Regions from separate parts of the Homo sapiens genome. Here all the other regions are linked to region 3. Evidence: chromatin contacts called from ENCODE Hi-C or POLR2A ChIA-PET data. All regions are on one chromosome and are shown on one strand. Each heading gives the region's core, a stretch centred on a gene start or an enhancer-like site at or near the end of the contact. The rest is flanking DNA. Distances are from core to core; before and after follow the strand shown.

Region 1 (4,575 bases), core at 1-2,500, 810 kb after region 3:
GGCTTGAAGGCCCATCAACCTAGTCCTGGGCCTTGAGGAGCTTGACAAGCAATGGAAAATAGCATGGGCATCCACATCTCCAAGCACATCCTTATACCTCATCTCATTTAGCCCTCGGGCTGCCCTGTGTGGCAGGTTTCCATTCTATGATTGAGGAAGCTGAGACTTGAAAGGAAAGTGACTTGATATTTGACTCTAAGCTAAGGGGCTTTTCCCACTATGCCAGGCTGCCTTTACTGATGTTGGGCATGGTCGGAAGAGCTCAGACCACGGCTGCCCCCTCTCTTCCTGGGAAAGACACCCTCAGACAGGTCTTTACATCCCATCCTGTTTTACGAAGGTTTCTGAGAATGAGCAGGGAGAAGGACCTACAAGTAACCTTTATAGTCATTCAGTCCAACCACCTCACTGATGACTTGGTTACCCAGAGGATAAAGAAAAGCTTAGCTTACCAGAAACTCCAGCCCCTGTTATTATGAAAAAGAACAGGACAAGTCTTGAGACCCCTAGAGGAGGCCTCTGATCTGGAGAGAATCGACAGAGGAGCCAGACCCAGAGTCCCCTGGAGGGAGCCAGGTCTGCAGAAGCTCAGAAACTCAGTCCTGCCTTTCTTGCATATGGAGTCCATGGTCATAGTAGCAGTGTCCTGGCTCTACCCAGAGTGTCCAATGGCTTCCTGTCCCTCTGGACTTGTCATTTAGTGGGCAAAGTCCAAGATCACACCTCTCACTCCTGCCCCCACCTCTTGCCCCTGTTTTATCTCACTTGGGAATAATCTGTTCCCATGTGAAGCCAACGAAAATGAGCCTCCACCAGTGTGGGGTAACCCAACAGGCAGATTTGGTATGGACACAGGGCCCCAGCCAGATGAAGACATCCCAAAGTTGAGAAGAGTTCAGTAATCAGAAAATCTAAAAAGATGCTCTTTTAATTTCAGCACACATGTACATTTTGTGTTGTCTGGTGAGTATTAGGAATTATATTTGGAGAGAGACTGCAATCTTTATAGGGTTCAGGGCCTTTTAAGGTCTTACTCGGACCTTGGACAACCAAGAGGGAAAGGGCCAACAGGTGTGAGGAAAATAAGTTGTGAGGCTGCAGGGAGGAAGAGGATGGCTCACCAGGATGAAGAAAAGGGAAGGAGAGGAGCTCTCAGTGGTGCAATTGGTTAGCGTGTGGCACTTACATGAAAAGGGAAGGAGGGCTTGGCACAGGCTAGCGGGAAGCCTCAGGTCACCCTGACACCTGTTGCCATGGCCCGGCGGCGGTTTCCTGACTTGTCAGGACGTGTGCACAGAGAGAACAATGGGTTTGCCTTGACAGGAAGATGCTTCCTGTTTTGCTGCATGGGTTCATTGTTGGGCATTAAGAGGGAGGGGTCTATGTGTCTGTGTTTTTCGTGTTGCCAAAAGCTCTCTGAGGGGAGAAGTGGGGGTGAGTGAGGACGGGGGTCTGAGGAAAGGTGAAAGGGAAAGGAAGGGAGCAGTTATTCTTCCAGAATTGCTCAGCCAAACCTCACGCCATTCTAGTTTCAGCCAACCAGAGAGGGTGGGGCTGGCCCTGCTGTCCTACTGTCCCCAAGAGCTCTAAGCCCAGAGCTTTTGTGCATGACTGAGGGCTGCCCAGAATCCCTCCTTTTGTTCCCCAGTGAGACCCGGTGGTGACCTTTATCTTGGCAAGGTGGCAAGGGCGACAGGAAACTTGGACTGAAATAACCTCTGTGGTGAAAGCAGGGGTGGGAAATGTTGAGGCTGGTCTCATGGCGAGTGATAAATTAGACATCCAAGATGCCCACTCCCCACCTCCAGCCTGCCCATTGCTGGGCCAACCCTGCACATTCACAACCGAAATTGTACATTTTTAAAATTTATTTTTTATTCTTTTTAAAAAATTTTCCATACGTTATTGGGGTACAGGTGATATTTGGTTACATGAGTAAGTTATTTAGTGGTGATTTGTGAGATCCTGGTGCACCCATCACCCGAGCAGTATACACTGCACCATATTTGTTGTCTTTTATCCCTTGCCCCTTCCTGCTCTTCTCCCCAAGTCCCCGAAGTCCATTGTATCATTCTTATGCCTTTGCGTCCTCATAGCTTAGCTCCCACATGTCAGTGAGAACATACAATGTTTGGTTTTCCATTCCTGAGTTACTTCACCTAGAATAATAGTCTCCAATCTCATCCAGGTCATTGCAAATGCTGTTAATTCATCTCTTTATGGCTGAGACTAATCAGATGGAATACTATTCCATTATACATATATATACTACAGTTTCTTTATCCACTCGTTGATTGATGGGCATTTGGATTGGTTCCATGATTTTGCAACTGTGAATTGTGCTGCTATAAACATGTGTGTGCAAGTATCTTTTTCGAATAATGACTTCTTTTCCTCTGGGTATACCCAGTAGTGGGATTGCTGGATCAAATGGTAGTTCTACTTTTAGTTCTTTAAGGAATCTCCACACTGTTTTCCTTAGTGGCGTACTAGTTTACATTCCTACCAGCAGTATAGAAGTGTTCCCTGATCACTGCATCTCTGTCAACATCTACTGTTTTTTGATTCTTTGATTATGGCCATTCTTGCAGGAGTAAGGTGGTATCGCATTGTGGTTTTGATTTGAATTTCCCTGATCATTAGTGATGTTGAGCATTTTTTCATGTTTGTTGGCCATTTGTATATCTTCTTTTGAGAATTGTCTATTCATGTCCTTAGCCCACTTTTTGATGGGATTGTTTGTTTTTTTCTTACTGATTTGAGTTTGTTGTAGATTCTGGATATTAGTCCTTTGTCAGATGTATAGATTGTGAAGATTTTCTCCCACTCTGTGGGTTACCTGTTTACTCTGCTGACTGTTCCTTTTGCCATGCAAAAGCTCTTTAGTTTAATTAGGTCCCAGCTATTTATCTTTGTTTTTATTGCAATTGCTTTTGGGGTTTTGGTCATGAAATCCTTGCCTAAGCCAATGTCTAAAATAGTTTTTCCAATGTTATCTTCTAGGACTTTTACAGTTTCAGGTCTTAGGTTTAAGTCCTTAATCCATCTTGAGTTGATTTTTGTATAAGGTGAGAGATGAGGATCCAATTTCATTCTCCTACATGTGGCTAGCCAATTATCCCAGCACCATTTGTTGAAAAGGGTGTCCTTTCCCCACTTTATGTTTTTGTTTGCTTTGTTGAAGACCAGTTGGCTGTAAGTATTTGGGTTTATTTCTGGGTTCTCTATTCTGTTCCATTGGTCTATGTGCCTATTTTTATACCAGTACCATGCTGTTTTGGTGACTATGGCCTTATAATATAGTTTGAAATCAGGTAGTGTGATGCCTCCAGATTTGTTCTTTTTGCTTAGCCTTGCTTTGGCTATGTGGGCTCTTTTTTGGTTCCATATGAATTTTAGAATTGTTTTTTCTAACTCTGTGAAGAATGGTGGCAGTATTTTGATGGGGATTACATTGAATTTGTAGATTGCTTTTGGCAGTGTGGTCATTTTCACAATATTGAGTCTACCTATCCATGAGCATGGCATGTGTTTCCATTTGTTTGTGTTGTCTGATTTCTTTCAGTAGTGTTTTGTAGTTTTCCTCGTAGAGGTCTTTTGACTCCTTTGTTAGGTTATTCCTAAGTATTTTATTTTTCTTGGAGCTATTGTAAAGCTATTTATTTTTCTTGGAGCTATTCTTGAGTTCTTGATTTGATCTCTGCTTGGTCATTGTTGGTGTATAGAAGAGCTACTAATTTGTGTATATTAATCTTATAATTGGAAACTTTGCTGAATTCTTTTATCAGTTCTGGAGGAGTCCTTAGGGTTTTCAAGGTAAACTATCATATCATCAGCAAACAGGGACAGTTTGACTTCCTCTTTGCTGATTTGGATGCCCTTTATTTCTTTCTCTTGTCTGATTGCTTTGGCTAGGACTTCCAGTACTATGTTGAAGAGGAGTGGTGACAGTGGGCGTCCTTATCTTGTTCCTGTTCTCAGAGGGAATGCTTTCAACTTTTCCCCATTCAGCATTATGTTGGCTGTGTGTTTGTCATAGATGGTTTTTATTACATTAAGGTATGTCCCTTGTGTGCTGATTTTGCTGAGGGTTTTAATCATAAAGCGATGCTGGATTTTGTCAAATGCTTTTTCTACATCTATTGAGATGATCATGTGATTTTTGTTTTAAATTCTGTTTATGTGGTGTACCACATTTATTGACTTGCATATGTTAAACCATCCCTGCATCCCTTGTATGAAACCCACTTGATCATGGTGGATTATCTTTTTGATAGGTTGTTGGATTCGGTTAGCTAATATTTTGTTAAGGATTTTAGCATCTGTGTTCATCAAGAATATTGGTCTTAGTTTTCTTTTGTGGTTGTGTCCTCTACTGGTTTTGGTATTAGGGTGAGGCTGGCTTCATAGAATGAATTAGAGAGGGTTCCTTCTTTCTCTATCTTGTGGAATAGTGTCAAGAGGATTGGTACCAATTCCTCTTTGAATGTCTGGTAGAATTCTGCTGTGAATCCATCTGGTCCTGGACTATTTTTTGTTGGTAATTTTTATTTATTTATTTATTTTTGAGACAGA
Region 2 (4,628 bases), core at 1,667-4,166, 520 kb after region 3:
AAATTATGGGCGCCTGTAATCCCAGCTACTCAGGAGGCTGAGGCAGGAGAGTTGCTTGAACCCGGTTGGGTGGAGGTTGCAGTGAGCTGAGATTGTGCCACTGCACTCCAGCCTGGGCGACAGAGCGAGACTCCAAATAAAAAGTCTTTTTTTTTTTTTTCCAACTTGGAAATGGGTCTCCCTATGTTGTCCAGGCTGTCCTCAAACTGGGCTCAAGGGATCCTCCCACCTCAGCCTCCCGAGTAGCTGGAATTACAGATGCATGCCACTGTGCAAGGCTAAGACATGGTCTTTGACTCCAAGGAACTCATAGTTTAGTAGACTTCAGGATAGCTACCAGGAGAAACCTATGCAGGATATTAAAAGGCTTTATGGGAGTTAGCCAGGGAAGATGGATGGTTAGTGGCATTCCAGACAGAGGAAACAGCAAAAACAAAGGCACAGAAGCAAGAAACAATATGATGTGTACGCATCACGTTACTGGAGGATCATTATTAGTGCAAAGGAAAAGCTTCAAGTAGATAACCTTTCAGTCCTGACATTCTGTGATTATTTGCCTGCTTCCACAGTGGTCATTTACACCTGTAGGCTTTTCTTGGGCCACTGCTATGTTTCCTAGTGTCTTCTTTTCTTTTTTTTTTGAGGCGGAGTCTCGCTTTGTCGCCCAGGCCGGAGTGCAGTGGCGTGGCGTGATCTCCACTCACTGCAAGCTCCACCTCCCGGGTTCACACCATTCTCCCGCCGCAGCCTTCTGAGTGGCTGGGACTATAGGCACCCGCCACCACGCCTGGCTAATTTTTTTGTATTTTAGTAGAGACGGGGTTTCACCGTGTTAGCCAGGATGGTCTCGATTTCCTGACCTCGTGATCCACCCGCCTCAGCCTCCCAAAGTGCTGGGATTACAGGCGTGAGCCACCGCACCCAGCCATTTCCTGGTGTTTTCATAGGTTCCAATATGCATGCTAAGTACTCATAGCTTCCTAGGTTGTTTACCATAACCACCCCTTACAGCTGGCTGGGCACACATTACCATTTCAGGTTATTAAGGGCAATTCTTAGGTGCCCATGTTATAAAAATACGAACAGTGAAGGTTGCTTCCTGAGTTCTACTATCCTACTAAGACATCAGAAATACCATCTAGTCCTTTTAAAAGCTTCCACTGTGGCCAAGAGCGGTGGTTCATGCCTGTAATCCCAGCACTGTGGGAGGCTGAGGTGGGTGGATCATGAAGTCAGGAGTTTGAGACCAACCTGGCCAACATGGTGAAACCCCTCTACTAAAAATTCAAATATTAGCCAGGCGTGGTGACGCGTGCCTGTAGTCCCGGCTACTCAGGAGGCTGAGGCAGGAGAATGGCTTGAACCCAGGTGGTGGAGATTGCAGTGAGCCGAGATCATGGCACGGCACTCAAGCCTGGGTGATAAAATGAGACTTGTCTCAAAAATAAAAAAAAAAAAAGCTTCCATTGTGTGGTAACTTTCTCCATTCATGGCAGCCCATTCTCTTCACTTTTGTAGTTTTCAGCTGCTAAAAAGCCTTCACGAAATGTACTCCACCATCTCTTCCTGTTTAGAACCTGAATCTGTCTAATCATCCCCCTATGATAAAGTGGTCAAGAGTTTGATTTTCTGTCAGAGTTCAGAGTTCAAATTCTAGCTCTTCCACTTACTAGTTGTGTGACCTTGGGCAAGTTTACTCAACTCCCCTCTACTGTAGTTCCCTCATTTGTAAAGTGAAATAACACCAGGTTCATGGGGGTGCTTGTGAAGATTAATAAGGTGATGTAGGTAAAATACTGAGCACAGCCCCTGGCATACACTTAAGCACTCAATATTGGCTCTCTTCATGAACTAGGTACCAATTCACTGATGATCGTAATATTGTTGCTTCCCTCTTTCTAGGCTTTATGGCTCTATTTTGTTTGTTACTGAGGGGTAAAAGATAAATGTTTACCATCACCTAGAATTGGGTTCTGGCCTCTAAAGGAACCTGAGGCTTAGATGAATTATTGGCTTTGGAAGCTGGCCTTCAAATTACTGCGCTAATTTATATTTTTCATTAAAAACTCAGCTTGCCTCTTCTATATAGCTGTCTTCCCTGGCCCTGAAACCCTAGTGTTTCGCCATAAAAGATTTTAAAATTAAGGGGTCATAATTCCCTCCCCATGATGTGTGGATTAATGGTAAGAAGATGCACAGAACATAATATTCTTAGGTTGAACGAAATAAAAGTAAAGAGTTGGCTCTGTTTCTCACCTTTGAAGCACAAATCAAGAGATACTATGATGAAGCATAGTTTTTCTTTATATAGGTGTGTAGAACTTTACCATAAAAATCACTAGTTCAGCCATCAGGAGATCTGGATCCTAGGCTCTTCACTGTCACCAAGATGCTGTGACCTCTAACCTTGTATAGAAGTTTGCTTTGTACTTTGCGAGGTTGAGCATTAGAGAGGTAAGGAAAGTGCCTAGCATCATACCTGGCGCACAGAACCCAAAACGGTAGGTATCATGTAGCAGTTCTGAAAATCTAGCCCATCAGGATGATGCAAATGGGTACTTTAGGCAGTGAGAAGGGGAACCACATCTTGACACTTCCAGTCGAAGGAAGAGTGCGACTGCGCGGCAGCAAAGACTACGCCTCCCAGCGTGCTTTGCGGCGGGCCGGCCCGCTTTACCCAGAGTCGCCCTGCCGCAATCGCGCGTCTTTCCACCGAGGCCCCGGATGTAGATTCCCTCCCCCGTTCAGTGGTCGTGGCCTCACAGCGACTCTAAGACTTGGGGCTCTCTCATTGGCTGTAACTCTTCCACTGGATTGGTAGCAAAAAAAGAGGCGGTGCCCAAGGCGAAAGGCTCTGTGACTACAGCCAATCAGAATCGAGGCCGGGCTTTGGCGGGAGGTGGGAACGCTGTGGCCATTCGGATTTGGCGCGAGCGCGGCTGGAGTTTGCTGCTGCCGCTGTGCAGTTTGTTCAGGGGCTTGTGGTGGTGAGTCCGAGAGGCTGCGTGTGAGAGACGTGAGAAGGATCCTGCACTGAGGAGGTGGAAAGAAGAGGATTGCTCGAGGAGGCCTGGGGTCTGTGAGGCAGCGGAGCTGGGTGAAGGCTGCGGGTTCCGGCGAGGCCTGAGGTGAAGTGAAGGGAAAAGAGCTGAGCTCGCTGGAGGTCTGAGGTCGGGATCAGGGAAAGGGCAGGTGCCCTCGGGGTAGTTCTAGCAGTTATGCGTGGTGTGAAGGAGGTGAAAGTTGTAGGAAGGAAATATTCTGGGGTGCGTTGAGAGCTGCCTAGAATGAGGACTGAGTGCAGGGGCGGAAAGAACTGAGGGAAGACTGAGCTGCAGTGTGAGGGCTTGGGATAGAAGAGACTAAATGTGGCGGGTGCTGGGCTGAACTGGTGATAAAGACACCCCGCGTGCCTGGAGGGAGGAAACTAGAAGTTCTATATAAATCAATTCATGTAACTTTTTTTTTTTTTTGAGACGGAGTCTCGCTCTTGTCGCCCAGGCTGTAGTGCAGTGGTGCGATCTCGGCTCACTGCAACCTCTGCCTGCCGGGTTCAAGCCATTCTCCTGCCTCAGCCTCTTCATGTAGCTGGGACTACAGGCGCCCGCCACCACGTCCGGCTAATTTTTTTTTTTTTTTTGAGACGGAGTCTCGCTCGGTCTCCCAGGCTGGAGTGCAGTGGCGCGATCTCGGCTCACTGCAAGCTCCGCCTCCCGGGTTCATGCCATTCTCCTGCCTCAGCCTCCCGAGTAGCTGGGACTACAGGCGCCCACCACCACGCCCGGCTAATTTTTTGCATTTTTAGTAGAGACGGGGTTTCACCGTGTTAGCCAGGATGGTCTCGGCCCGTCTCGGCCTCCCAAAGTGTTGGGATTACAGGCGTGAGCCACCGCGTTTGGCCGTAATTTTTGTATTTTTAGTAGAGACGGGGTTTCTCCATGTTGGTCAGGCTGGTCTCGAACTCCTGACCTCAGGTGATCCGCCCGCCTCAGCCTCCCAAAGTGCTGGGATTACAGGCGTGGGCCACCGCGCCCGGCCCATTTCAGGTAACTTGTTATTGCATCGCTCAATTGGTTAAGAACTTGGGCTCTGGCACCAGATGCCCGGGGTTACATTCCTGTTTTTCTGTGACTTTGGGCCACTGTTTATCTCAGTTTTCTCATGTGTAAAATAAAGGCTAATAATAGTACCTACTCCTAAGATCGTTGTTAAACGAGTTGGTACCTAAAGTGTTTATAACAGCGCCCTTCCACGTAGTAGGTAGACAACAAATGTCAGCTGTTCTTGCATAGATTTGGATGTGAAGCAAAAGTGAATGCTAAAATAAGTGTGATAACATAATTAGGAAATAAGTGTTAATCATCAGTATAAATAAATTCCATGTTAGTTATTTTCTCTTCACTTTCACATATTGACTAGTTGTCCTCTTATTTTTTTTAATCTAGCTGTGCTGTCGTCATGCCTCAAACCCGATCCCAGGCACAGGCTACAATCAGTTTTCCAAAAAGGAAGCTGTCTCGGGCATTGAACAAAGCTAAAAACTCCAGTGATGCCAAACTAGAACCAACAAATGTCCAAACCGTAACCTGTTCTCCTCGTGTAAAAGCCCTGCCTCTCAGCCCCAGGAA
Region 3 (4,246 bases), core at 830-3,329:
GGGAGGCAGAGATTGTAGTGAGCTGAGATGGCACCACTGCACTCCAGCCTGGGTGGCAGAGTAAGACCTTGTCTCAAAAAAAAAAGTTGTAAAAGGACTGCTTTGCTCTATGGAGGTCTTTGCTTTTATTCTAAATGCCCACATTTGAGGCATTTAGGCAGGGAAGTAACGTGTTCTTTAAAAAGAATAATAAGGTAACATACAGGCATCGGTGAGACAATTTGGTATAAATTGTATATTTAGGCATTAAGGGAATGCAGAAACTTCAGAAGTACTTGGGGAAGGGAAAGCATTCTTGGAAAATCTAAATTTTGAGAAGGGTCTTGAACTGGAAGAATTTAGATTTTCAGAGAAGCGGGAGAGGACATCCTAGTTGAGGGGGAGTGCAGGAATGAAGGCAGAGAGGTGGGACTACACGGGACGTGTGCAGAAAGCGAGTCTGGCTGAAACGCGATCAAGAAGTATGAAATACAGTATTTCTCAGGCTTCACTCTTCCTTCACATTCTGCAATATCCACACACCAGGGCAGTGTGGTGGTTGAGAGAATAAACTCTGGTGTCAGATGGGCTGGGTTTGATGCTGGCTCCATTGGTCACCAGTTTTGTGACCTTGGGCAAGTCACTTAACCTATGTTCCGTGTCCTCATGTAAAGTGAAGATAATTGTATGTACCTCACAGGGTCACTGGAAAGCACTTAGAACAGGGCCTGCCACATGGAAAACACTTGGTAAATGCTTGGGTTTTTTTCCTCTGTTTGATTTGGTTCACATTTTCTTTCTTTTTTTCTTTTTCTAAAATAAATGTGGTTTTTAAGGAAACTTTATATCACTAACATAAACGGAAAACCAGAATCACTTTCCACAAGTAGAAGGTAACTATGAAAAATAAAGACAATGAAACAGAGCATTTCATTAAATTTTGATCGGATACTACTGTGAGTACTTGGAGACTAAGATCCCTTCCCCCTTTGTTAAAAACAGAGATTACCAAGTGTGAGATTAGTGTTAAAGACAACTGGCATCAAATTAAGTCTAAATTTTTCTCCTTAGTATGATCCAGGAGACTGAAAGAGAACTGGAAAGAAAATAATTATCCTGCTGTGTGGACCCAGGTTTTTAAATGCTCCATGTGCTTGCTGGCAATTTGCATCCTACATTTGGGGAAACACTGAAAAAAGATAATGCATGGTAGGACCGAATGGTGGGCATTCCGAATGGCCCACTGTAGGGTGTGAATCCGAACCAAGAGCCAAGGCTACCTGCCCTTGAGAAAGACAGGTTTGTGGTTAACGTAACAGCAATGTGTAAGGCAGACCAGAACAGTGAGAAATTGGAGCCAGAAGAACCAGCTAAAAGATCTATTCCCATGAGATGAATTTGTCTTTGCATCCCCACAAGCAGCTGACCTTAAGGCCAACCTGATAGTTTCCAGAGAAATACCTGAGAGAGAAAAAAAATATGCAAACGAAAATACCCTGTCTTGGAAACTCAATGAGAAGCAACAGCAGAGTAGACCTTGGCCAAAGTAATCAATGTTTTTTATTTTCAGTTTCCAGATTGGATATATCTTTGGTCAAGGCCATCTGGAAGACTGAGAACATGAGAGCCAGCTAAGGTCACAGACATTCATTCCCTAGAATGTGACACAGAAATGATGAACTTCGGTTTCTTGGCCTTTTTAAGGTTATTGGTTATTTTCCACTGTGGCCACCTCTATTCATCTCCCTAAATACCAGGGGTCCTTGAGAAACTTTTTCTCTTTTCACCCAACAGAGAGGCTCCAGAAGGTTTCTGGGTGGGGTAGGCACATCACAAACTCTGATTTTATCCTTTCTCCTAAGAGTTTGCTTTACTTAACAAGGCCTACAATTTCACAATCTATACCACCTGCAGCATATGTCAGAAAACAGCTGAGTGCTAAAATTGTAAAAGGCAAAACATTAAGAGGAAGATAAACCCCTGGATGAGTGGAAATATGTGACTGAATTCTGTAGTTAACACAGACCATTGTTCATTGTTAAGGAGATGGGGCAGCCTCAGATGTTCACGTGCATGCAACTTGCAATCATCAGATCCCCTCGTCTCTGAGTTACGGTAACTTGAGCAGTGCAGATGATTATCAGTCACCTGTAGACACGATGACTCAATGTGTATGAAACCCAGAAAGGGTAAACTACAGTAATTGAAAAGCCAACAGCTCACGTTTCTTTAGTAACACACTCATAAAAAAGGTTAGTCAAACCACAAAAGTGTAACTGCTTCCAAACCTGCACGGAGCATCTGGTCCAGCTTCTAGTCAAAATCACACCACGCCTTTGAATGATTCATGATACCAGCTTCAGGCTGAATTAGAGGTCTTCTTCCAACAAAAATACACACGGCAACAGCAAGTCCTAAGTTTAGAAACTAAGGCTGCCTGGTTGGGCCATTCCCTACCTGTGGTTCTTTTTAAAGGTGTCAATGTCTTATATCTTGGCTTTGTTAACTCTAAACTAAGAAACCACCTGACCTGAACTGATGCAATGTGGTGAGGACATATGGTTGTTGGCTTCTAAGTGCCAACTTGGAAGTACAGAATCACAGGCTAGAGCTAAAAGGGCCCTTAACTGAGCAAGTGGATTCAGAACTCTGTCTGCAGGGTTGAGGGGGAAGACCCACCACCCTAATATGTTTACTTCTGGTCTTTATATTTCACAGTACCTTGCACTGTGCCTTATATACAATAATCCCAATAATGATAAGTACTATTTATTGAGCCCCTGCTGTATCCACCGTGCCATCCTAGATACTTTGCATACTGTCTCATTTTACCAGCCCATTAGGGGTTGATACTTTTTTTTTTTTTTTGAGACAGAGTCTTGCTCTGTCACCCAGGATGGAGTGCAATGGTACGATCTCGACTCACTGCAACCTCCGTCTCCTGGGTTCAAGTGATTCTCTTGCCTCAGCCTCCCAAGTGTCTGGGACTACAGGCACGTGCCACTATGCCTGGCTAATTTTTGTATGATACCTTTTAAGGTATGAATTATCATCTCTTAGATGAAGAACCTAAAGCACAAACAGTTTGATTCACTTTCCAAGATTGCCCAGTTGGTGAACAGAGAACCAGGATGTAATCCAAGAGCCCACATATCCCAGTATATGTTTGAGTGTTAACTGATGTTTCCTGGCTGCTACCTTGCCCATGGCTGCACAGCCCCACCACCAGCAGTGACTTCAGGTTTTCTGCTGTGATGGTTCCCATAGCAGAGGGAAAGGGGGCTTAGTGGCAGCAACTGCTTTTTCCACATGGACCAGCACATGCACTCAAGAAGTATATGCTGTGCAGAGTTGTTATGATATCTATAAAGTGCTTAGCAGTGCCAGGCATGTGTAAGCACTCTATTCCCATTATTTGCTTAGCACCATGGTTAGGTGATTTGAGGAATACAACAAAATTGCAATCCACTAGAGGAGATGCAGCATGTACATCATTTCATGACAAATCAGTATCCTTAATGCTACATGGTAGAACAAAACATAGAGTAGCCAAGAGAGTGGAAAGAGAAAACTGAATTACTTCTCAAATATGCCACACTTAATATGGGGCAAAGATTCATCTATTCTTTAAAGTCTCCTTGAAATCAGAGGTGGTGGTAGTGACGGTGGTGGAGACAGTCATATCTATAATAAGAAGCAGACTAGTAAACTCGCCTGGAGTGCAGAGGGAGGATGGAGCAGAGAGAGAACACAGGGGTGTGGGAATGTGGACAATGTGTGCTTCTTTTTATTTTTTATTTTTGAGACAAGGTCTCACTCTGTTGCTCAGGTGGGATTGCAGTGGCGTGATCACAGCTCACTGCAGCCTCAACCTCCTGGGCTCAAGTGATACTCCCACCTCAGCCCCCTAAGTAGCTGGGACCACAGGCCCATGCCACCACACCTGGCTAGGTTTTTGATTTTTTTTTTTTTTTCAGAGACAGAGTTTCACTATGTTGCTTGGGCCGGTCTCAAATTCCTGAGCTCAAGTGATCCTCCCACCTTGGTCTCCTAAAGTGCTGGGATTACAGGCATGAGGCACTGTGCCTGGCCTACAATGTGTATTTTAAGGGCAGATGTGAGGGAGGCCATTCAGACAAGAGTGAGATATTACACAGAAGAGGGAGGAGGAGTTCATTGTGGCTGAAGTAAAGGACTGGTTGGCTGAAATGATAAAATTAGAAGAGGTAAGTTGAAGACAGATTGTGGAGGGCTCAGAAGGCCTGAC

What was found. A loop is a pair of places that touch in the nucleus more often than their neighbours do. ChIA-PET counts read pairs that join two places held with the same protein, here RNA polymerase II (POLR2A). Pooled maps may share reads with other maps.
Region 1: a pooled map shows a loop between it and region 3 (4-fold over the local background). The contact joins two enhancer-like sites. A Hi-C loop is called at or near these places in 2 of 37 single-sample maps with no recorded cell type and 2 of 50 pooled maps.
Region 2: a map of Calu3 shows a loop between it and region 3 (1.8-fold over the local background). The contact joins the promoter of CDC6 here to the enhancer-like site in region 3. A Hi-C loop is called at or near these places in 1 of 168 maps with a recorded cell type or tissue (Calu3) and 3 of 50 pooled maps. POLR2A ChIA-PET finds 5 or more read pairs at or near these places in 1 of 52 experiments (activated CD4-positive, alpha-beta T cell).

The regions. Positions count from the first base shown.
Region 1 is chr17:40,581,206-40,585,780 of GRCh38, forward strand. No RefSeq gene overlaps it. Among named protein-coding and RNA genes, the nearest start is that of CCR7, 18 kb to the left of the region's middle. RefSeq lists enhancers at 1,019-1,158, 1,179-1,428 and a silencer at 1,187-1,332. Within about 2 kb of position 1,251, at least 11 of the 41 ENCODE cell types and tissues checked have a DNase peak (open chromatin) inside an H3K27ac peak, as active enhancers do.
Region 2 is chr17:40,284,963-40,289,590 of GRCh38, forward strand. It overlaps CDC6 (cell division cycle 6), which reads left to right and starts at 2,917. Exons shown (of 12, transcript NM_001254.4): 1 at 2,917-3,128; 2 at 4,446-4,628. The coding sequence starts at 4,459. RefSeq lists enhancers at 2,677-3,484, 3,253-3,432, 3,463-3,532.
Region 3 is chr17:39,767,977-39,772,222 of GRCh38, forward strand. The region is part of intron 7 of IKZF3 (IKAROS family zinc finger 3); the gene reads right to left. Among named protein-coding and RNA genes, the nearest start is that of GRB7, 32 kb to the left of the region's middle. RefSeq lists a silencer at 2,419-2,488. Within about 2 kb of position 2,080, at least 4 of the 41 ENCODE cell types and tissues checked have a DNase peak (open chromatin) inside an H3K27ac peak, as active enhancers do.